2 separate regions of the Mus musculus genome follow, and region 2 is linked to region 1. The links are chromatin loops, found by intact Hi-C in ENCODE. Cell type or tissue: heart. All regions are shown on one strand. Links, peaks and the distances in the headings refer to the core of each region. The heading gives the core; the rest is flanking DNA.

Region 1 (3,430 bases), core at 345-2,844:
TTAGAAACATTTGCCAGGCACAGTGCTTGCAAAGTTCCTAAAGAGCCTGATAAACAGGAATCCTCTCCGGCCAAATGTATTTCTTAATGTGACCTAAGTCTCTATCACGGGAAGCTGGGCAAGCCTTTGCAACTGGCCTAGCAAGCCCTTTTAGCGTATTTACTTAAGATCAACATCTAGAGAAGAACCCACAGGCACCCCTCCTATGTTCTCTCCCCATGATGGCAAGCCCTCATGCAGGTCTTCTTTCATATGTCCCCTGCAATGGCAGGAAGAGGCCGTGAAGAGACCATAGAGAGGAAGTCAAGGAGACAGGGACCATCAAGAATAGAGGGTCGGTCTTCCCCCTCTCCCTCTCACCTATCCTCACTCTGTCAGAAAACAACCTCCTTCAGAGATGCCACCCTTCTGTTCTGAGTTTGTGGCCAAGACTCCTAAATCTCTGGTCATGAGAATACCTGGAGGCATCTGGGATGAAATCAAGTTCTCCTCATATATTTAAGGAAGGGGCCTCGGGAATATATGCATGGCTTTCTCCTATGAGTAGTTTCCTAGTACTGTGTTATCATTACAGCTAAAAATACTCAACCATCAAACAACAATCAACCCCCAACATATTCTTTGGGTGTATTAATGGAACACAGAACAGCAAAGAGATCTCTTCCTCCCTATGGCTGATCACATCTGTAATAATTCTTGCTTCTCGGGTTTCACCATTCTCAGGTATTATCATTCAAGAGAAGTATTGATACATAAAGAATCTTCCCTAGCTATGATTACTGTTGCTATGATAAAACAAAATGACCAAAAGCAAGGAGGAGAGGAAAGGATTTATTTGGCTTGTATTTCCACATCATAGGCCATCACTGAAGAAAGTCAGAGCAGGAACTCAAGCAGAACAGGAACCTGAGGCAGGAGCTGATGCAGAAGCCATGGAGGATGCTACTTACTGGCTTGCTCATCATGACCTACTCAGCCTACTTTCTCATAGAACCCAGGACCTCCAGAGCTGGAATGGCACCACCCACAATGGGCTGCTCCCCCGGCTCCCTATCAATCATTAATTAAGAAAATGCCTTACAGCTGGATCTTATGGATGTCTCAATTCCTCAGTAGAGATTCTCTCCTTTCAGATGACTCTAGCTCATGTCAAGTTGACATAAAACTAGCTTGCATAGAATCTTTGAAAAAACAAGGCCTGTGGCTTCAGTAAAGAAAATTGTTACTGCCTTGGAATGGATAATTAGGCAAAAGTCATGAAAGATGCCTTCAAATTCTCAGAGACTTGTCACATGAAGCAAAACAGGAATGAGGTTAATGGGTAGATACTCCAGTCCTGTATTACTAAAAATCCTCCAGCAGAATGGTCTGAGAAGTGGACTGGGTATGTTTCATGGCTCTGGGGCCATTTAAACAGCCACTAGATGACAGCCTGGCATTAAACACTGTAAATTCCAGCACTGAGAAGTAGTTCAAGAAAATGATATCTAAGCACTATATATCGTTTAGTTTTCTAGTCTTACAGATAAAACAGCACCCAGAGCAGGAATCCGTTTCTGCAGAGTGATAGCCCTCAGAAAACACAGCTGCTTGGAATTCCCCATTCGAGTAGGGTGAATAGAAATGGGAAGACAGACTGGGTTGGAGCTCTTAACAGGGGAGAGAAGAGGCTAACGGAAGGGAAAGAGATCACAAGGCATGTACATATAAGACAATTCCCAAGAGTTGGGAGTGGGGTTGATGGCCTCTAGAGGGGCTTTATGAGGAAAGCTCCCCAATAAAATGAAAAGACAAACCTCATTGAGGAATTTATAGCTCATAAACAAAAGCCTGGGAACCTAACTGTGGGGCATAGGGCTAACCCTGGAAAGTAGGCCTGCTTTTATCAACTACCCCAAGTCCCCAGGCACTTTCTCACCTTTAATTAACAAGGAGATGAAGTAGACACCGAGAAACTCCCTGTAGTTCAGCCCCTAGGAAGAATCCCTTCTCACCTGATGTCTTCTGTATCCAGCAACAGAATGGAAACAAAACAGAAATGCAGGCACTGACCAACACAAAAATTCAAGGCGCTAATGATAGCCAAGGCGCTGATGATGACGACTGTGATAAGCCAAGAGCAGAGACACAGGAATCCCAATCCTGAGCCTGACTTTTCTTTGTGCTGCCCCTGTCAGTGGGCCAACCTAAGCATCTTAACTTACCAAAGTAAACTCTCCATTCTCCATCAAACATCAGAACGGAACCACAACTCAGCCCCTTCTTTGATGATAATAAGCCACTCCCTGCACGTGCCCCAGGTCTTACTCTACAGTTTGGGAAGAGATGGCACAATACACTCACTTCATGAATTTATGACTTAAAATTGAAAAACAAGAGGTGGGGTGTGTATAGTGAAATTCTGGAGTTGGACTGCCAGAGTTTGAAATCTACTGCCGTCTTTTGCTGAAGACTAACTGGGCAAAGTATTTGACTTTTCTAGACCCCCCCAACTTCTTCATCTACAAAAGAATAAATTTTATAGTACCTAACTCAATGTGGTGCCAGATATGCAGATGTGTGCTTTGGGAAACTAACAACATTCCCATAAAGCTTTCATACCCTACTTTGGTTAACTCTTTTGACTACATAGCTTACAAAATCAGTACTGAATGCATGGCATTTCCCTGCCACAAGGTCAAAATAAGGCTGCTACTAAGTGCTGGATGAGATGAAACTGTCCTTCTATCCTATAAGATGGAGCCAGGCTAGCTCTAGACCATGAAGGAGACCACAGAAGGAGAAGTGGTCTCACCTAATATACAATAGTGCTGACGGCCTGAAAGATCAGTAAGTGACCTTGCCTTGGAAGGTAAATCCTAAATTGATTTTAGAGTTAATATCTGTAATCCCAATACTCAGGAGACATAGGCAGGAGGACTGTCACAAGTTCAAGGCTAATTTCAAATACATATTAAGTTCCAGGCTAGCCTGGGGTATATAGTAATATCCTATCTCAATTTTAAAAGTAATGAAGTGTAAAAGTCTGCCTGATTCACACAGGACCTGTTTATTTTCTTAGGCTTGGTCTTCTAGATTTACCAGGGACTCTGAGACAAGATCATTTAGTCATTAAGTTAGCCTTTACTGATGACCTAGAGGCAGACACCACACACATGGGCAAACAAACACAGGCAAGGTCAGAGAGGAGAGACAGAGTGCATAAAGAGCCTAAGAAATACTGTGAAAAGCAGAAAGACAGTAGTTGTGCTCAGCAGCCAGCCCAATACTGTCTCTTCTTTGTATTCTGAGAGGCTCCCTCAAGCTTCAGCCTCCATCCTCCTCAGAACCCTTTTCCTAGGAAAGTAACTTCTGTTCACTTAGAAACCAAATCCATGTTGCACATGTGACAGCCAGCATCTACAGTACCATATACTACAAGAGGCAAAAT
Region 2 (3,430 bases), core at 610-3,109, 250 kb before region 1:
GCCCAACACTGATTCCTGGATGTGGTCTCATGCCCCAGCTCTACCCAGTTTCCTTCTCGTCTTCAAGCACACCAAGCACCCCCCTGAATCAGTCCCCTGCTTGGAATGATCTTCCCTGGATGTCCAATGGCTCATTCTTCACTATTCTTTCTGTCTCACCACTGCCTTCTCAGAGACCACTGTCCTGACTATGCTATCTGAAAAACAGCATGCATCCTTTGTAACTGTAATGCTGATCTGCCTAATTTTCCTTCATAATACTAACCAGCAGTGGATTTGCATGATAGCATTTTATATTGATGTATACTAGATCATGCTACATTTGGCAAAATTTTAAATTGAAAATTAAAAATTGTGGTTTTGGGGGGCAACGCATTACATTATGGTACATATGAATTAGGAACTGGACAAATTATAGTTATATATGTGTGTGTGTGTGTGTATATATGTAAGTATATATATATATATATATACATATACATATATATCTGTATATGTGTATGTATGTGTATATAGTATATATATATATAATTGTCATTACTACCTTTGTAATGAGAACAGTTAAAATTTATACTCCGTGTAATTTTCAAATGTATCATATGCTTTTATTTCTGAGGTCACCGTGCGATGTGGTTGATCCTGTAAAGTTATGTGAAATTCAGTGTCGTGAGGCCGACATCTCCTGAATCCTCCAACCCCTTAGCCTCTAGAAAACATCATCTACTCTGCCTCTGTGGTCTGATTTTTTAAAAACAATACTTCCTTTTAAAAGCTAAAATGGTAACGGTCTTTTAAAACAGACCAACTCCTGAAAGGGAGGAAAATGGAAAGACCTGCTTGGAGAATCGTTGTCTTCCAAATCAACAGTAATCCCTCCCTATTGGATGATCTGAAGTAGCAATCTCTCTGGCCATATTTTGACTTTCCAGTGTGTTTGCAATAGAATAAATTTCACTATAAACAAGATTAAATTAAATAAGAAAATAATGGCAACAGGATAAAACATTGCCCTCTCTGCTTTCCCAGATGTTTTGAGAAGAATTCTGGAAAGGAAACCACTGTATTTATTTGCACCGTTGTCCCTGCAGTCGTCCAGGGCTGAACAAATACTGCCGGGATTCTGTTCCCCCATTCTTCCTTACCTCTCTGTTAGGCCGGACCCTGCAGGACTGTGTGCATTTGGAATAAAAAGTAAAGCCAAGCATATGGTCAAAACGAAGCTGTGCTTATATCCATAGGTCTCCATTTGGTCTCCCTGGGGACCTATGAGATACTAATGGGGGCCTTGTAGGTAGCAGGACCCTAGGGAGGGAAGCCCAAGGATGACTGACTCGGCTGCACTGTCTACAGCCATCTTAAAGTGTTTCCGTTGTTTTCAATTCCCCCAGAGGGGTCTAGAGAAGTCCTACAAAGGCAAAAGCCTTCTCTTCCAGCAGGCCTTCAAGGGTAACTGCCTAGTACTTTCCTGGGAAGATTGTGTTTGACAGCAATGAAAACCAACAGTTTAACAGCAGTAATTTCTTGGCAGGACAGATTGGTATGAGACTTGTCCCCAAACAAAATAAGCCTTTCAGGGAAGTATATTTCAAGCCTAGCTCACGTTCCCAAGACACTGAGATTCTTATATGGCTGACACAGGAGCCGAGGCTGAGCCCCAGCCAGGGACAGCTAATTATTGCCAATAACACAGAGGGCCCATCAGTTCAAACAGGGAACTGAACACTCCATGGAACGCCTCCTGGGGAAAGGCCGGCTCCTCTGCACTGGTCTTGTTGATGGCTCCAGGATGGGACAGAACAATATCCCCTTCTCTTTTCCTCTACCTTGCCTCTATCTCAGCTCCTTCCCACCATCTTCCATAAATCCTTTCTCTCCATCAACATCATTTCCACTGCTATATTTGTCACCAGAGAATATAAGATCTCATGTGGGTCTGGAAACTCGCCATAGCTATACCTCTGACCCTCTGCACCTAAGTTGTTGCAAAGCCTTAATTTCTAGGCTTTCCTCTACACTAGCCAACAAAATCAGACACCTCGTGGGAGGTTCTCCAGCCACCTCTCTCTGCGCCTCATCATCCACAAGTCCACAAGAGGGCACACAAGAGCACTCAAGAGCACCACCGCTGTGGCACTAAGACCAGAAGGTGGCGCTGTTGCCTTAGTCATGGAGTAAGACCCAGCAGTAACAGCTAGCCTGAAGTCAGAGCTTTTGTGTGTGGGGAGCCATGGGAAAGTGAAGCTAGGAGGTGCTGTAACTTCCCAGACTAAGGTCACCAACTACCCCGGGAAGCAACAACAAGTCCCAATCTCTTTGTATGAAAAGAAGAGATCCAAACAGAGTCTTTTTGAGGAGGCCCAGCTCTCTTGGGCTCATATTCTGCCTGTGAGAGGAGACTGAAATTGGGATCCCTTCCATCCCTTTTCTACACAGCGTCCTCTGCTTTCTCTGCATCCAGCATAAATCTGTAGTGTCAGGTAGCCGGAAGTCCGGAATAGAGAAGACTAAAGTCCTGTTTGGTGAACTTATCCTGGATACAATGGTGAGGATACTGGAAGCCTGGGATGAGGAGTCACAGTGTCAGGTCACCCCTGGCACTTAGGAGAAAGACCTCAACGGTGCATCGGAGAGCTGCAGAGGGCAGAGTCAGACAGTACAGGCTTCCTTGGGAAGGATTTAGGAAGGGCTTCTTAGACATGGGTATGAGGAGATGGACAGCACCGGAGGTGGTTTCTAGCGTGAAAGATCACAGCTAAGGAATGAGTTGGAGACCAAGAACCAGCAGGTCAGGGCAGCAAGTGGTGTGCGGACTTCCCTGACAGACTTCCTCCTCAATAAGCTTCGTACAATTACAAATAGCAACAATGTCCCTAGTACATGCATGCATCCATTTGCAAGTATGCAAATGATCTTCTTGTGCAGACATGTAAGTAACTCACAAGATTATAGGAGACCTGAATAGGACACTGTAGCTGTGTCTCCCTTGAGCTGTGGTTAACCTTGACCTGATGTCAACTCTAGGATCTCTTCTCTCCTCCTCCTCTGACTTCCCTCCCCTCCCCTTCCTTTTCTTTTTCCACTCTTCTCTTCCTTCCCCTGCCAAGAAATACAACAAAGATTACATGATATCAATTTGTTACTATCCAGAATTAAAGCTCTGTCATCTGCTGACTCAGTCAGATCAATACGCACATCTCTTATTACAAGATGAATAGTCACCATCAGTGAAGAAGGCACATGCTATCATTCACTCATCTTAGGCTTCAATTTTATGGAGGAGACGCTGAGATCTGCTGAGTCTAGATGGCTTCCTAAAGTCAGTGGTGAGAGTCGGTGGGATGGTTTGTATAATAGTGGAGTGGCACTATTATAAGGTGTGGCCCTGTAAGAGTAGGTGCGTCACTATGGGTGTAGGCTTAAGACCCTCACC

Evidence for each region. A loop is a pair of places that touch in the nucleus more often than their neighbours do. Peaks named below come from ENCODE experiments on the same cell type or tissue, not always from the same donor. Only the 100,000 strongest peaks of a DNase experiment are listed, where the experiment ranks them.
Region 2: it touches region 1 in a loop (2.6-fold over the local background); 3 of 42 quality-filtered maps call a loop at or near these places.

The regions. Positions count from the first base shown.
Region 1 is chr9:30,733,434-30,736,863 of GRCm38, forward strand. All of the region lies in intron 1 of Gm31013 (a long non-coding RNA gene), which reads right to left. Among named protein-coding and RNA genes, the nearest start is that of Gm31013, 47 kb to the right of the region's middle. In heart, for the core only: a CTCF peak has its summit at 1,413 (motif pointing right); no DNase peak of the experiment used is centred there.
Region 2 is chr9:30,478,546-30,481,975 of GRCm38, forward strand. No RefSeq gene overlaps it. Among named protein-coding and RNA genes, the nearest start is that of Snx19, 53 kb to the left of the region's middle. In heart, for the core only: a CTCF peak has its summit at 2,129 (motif pointing right); a DNase peak (open chromatin) is centred at 2,216; H3K27ac peaks cover 246 bases.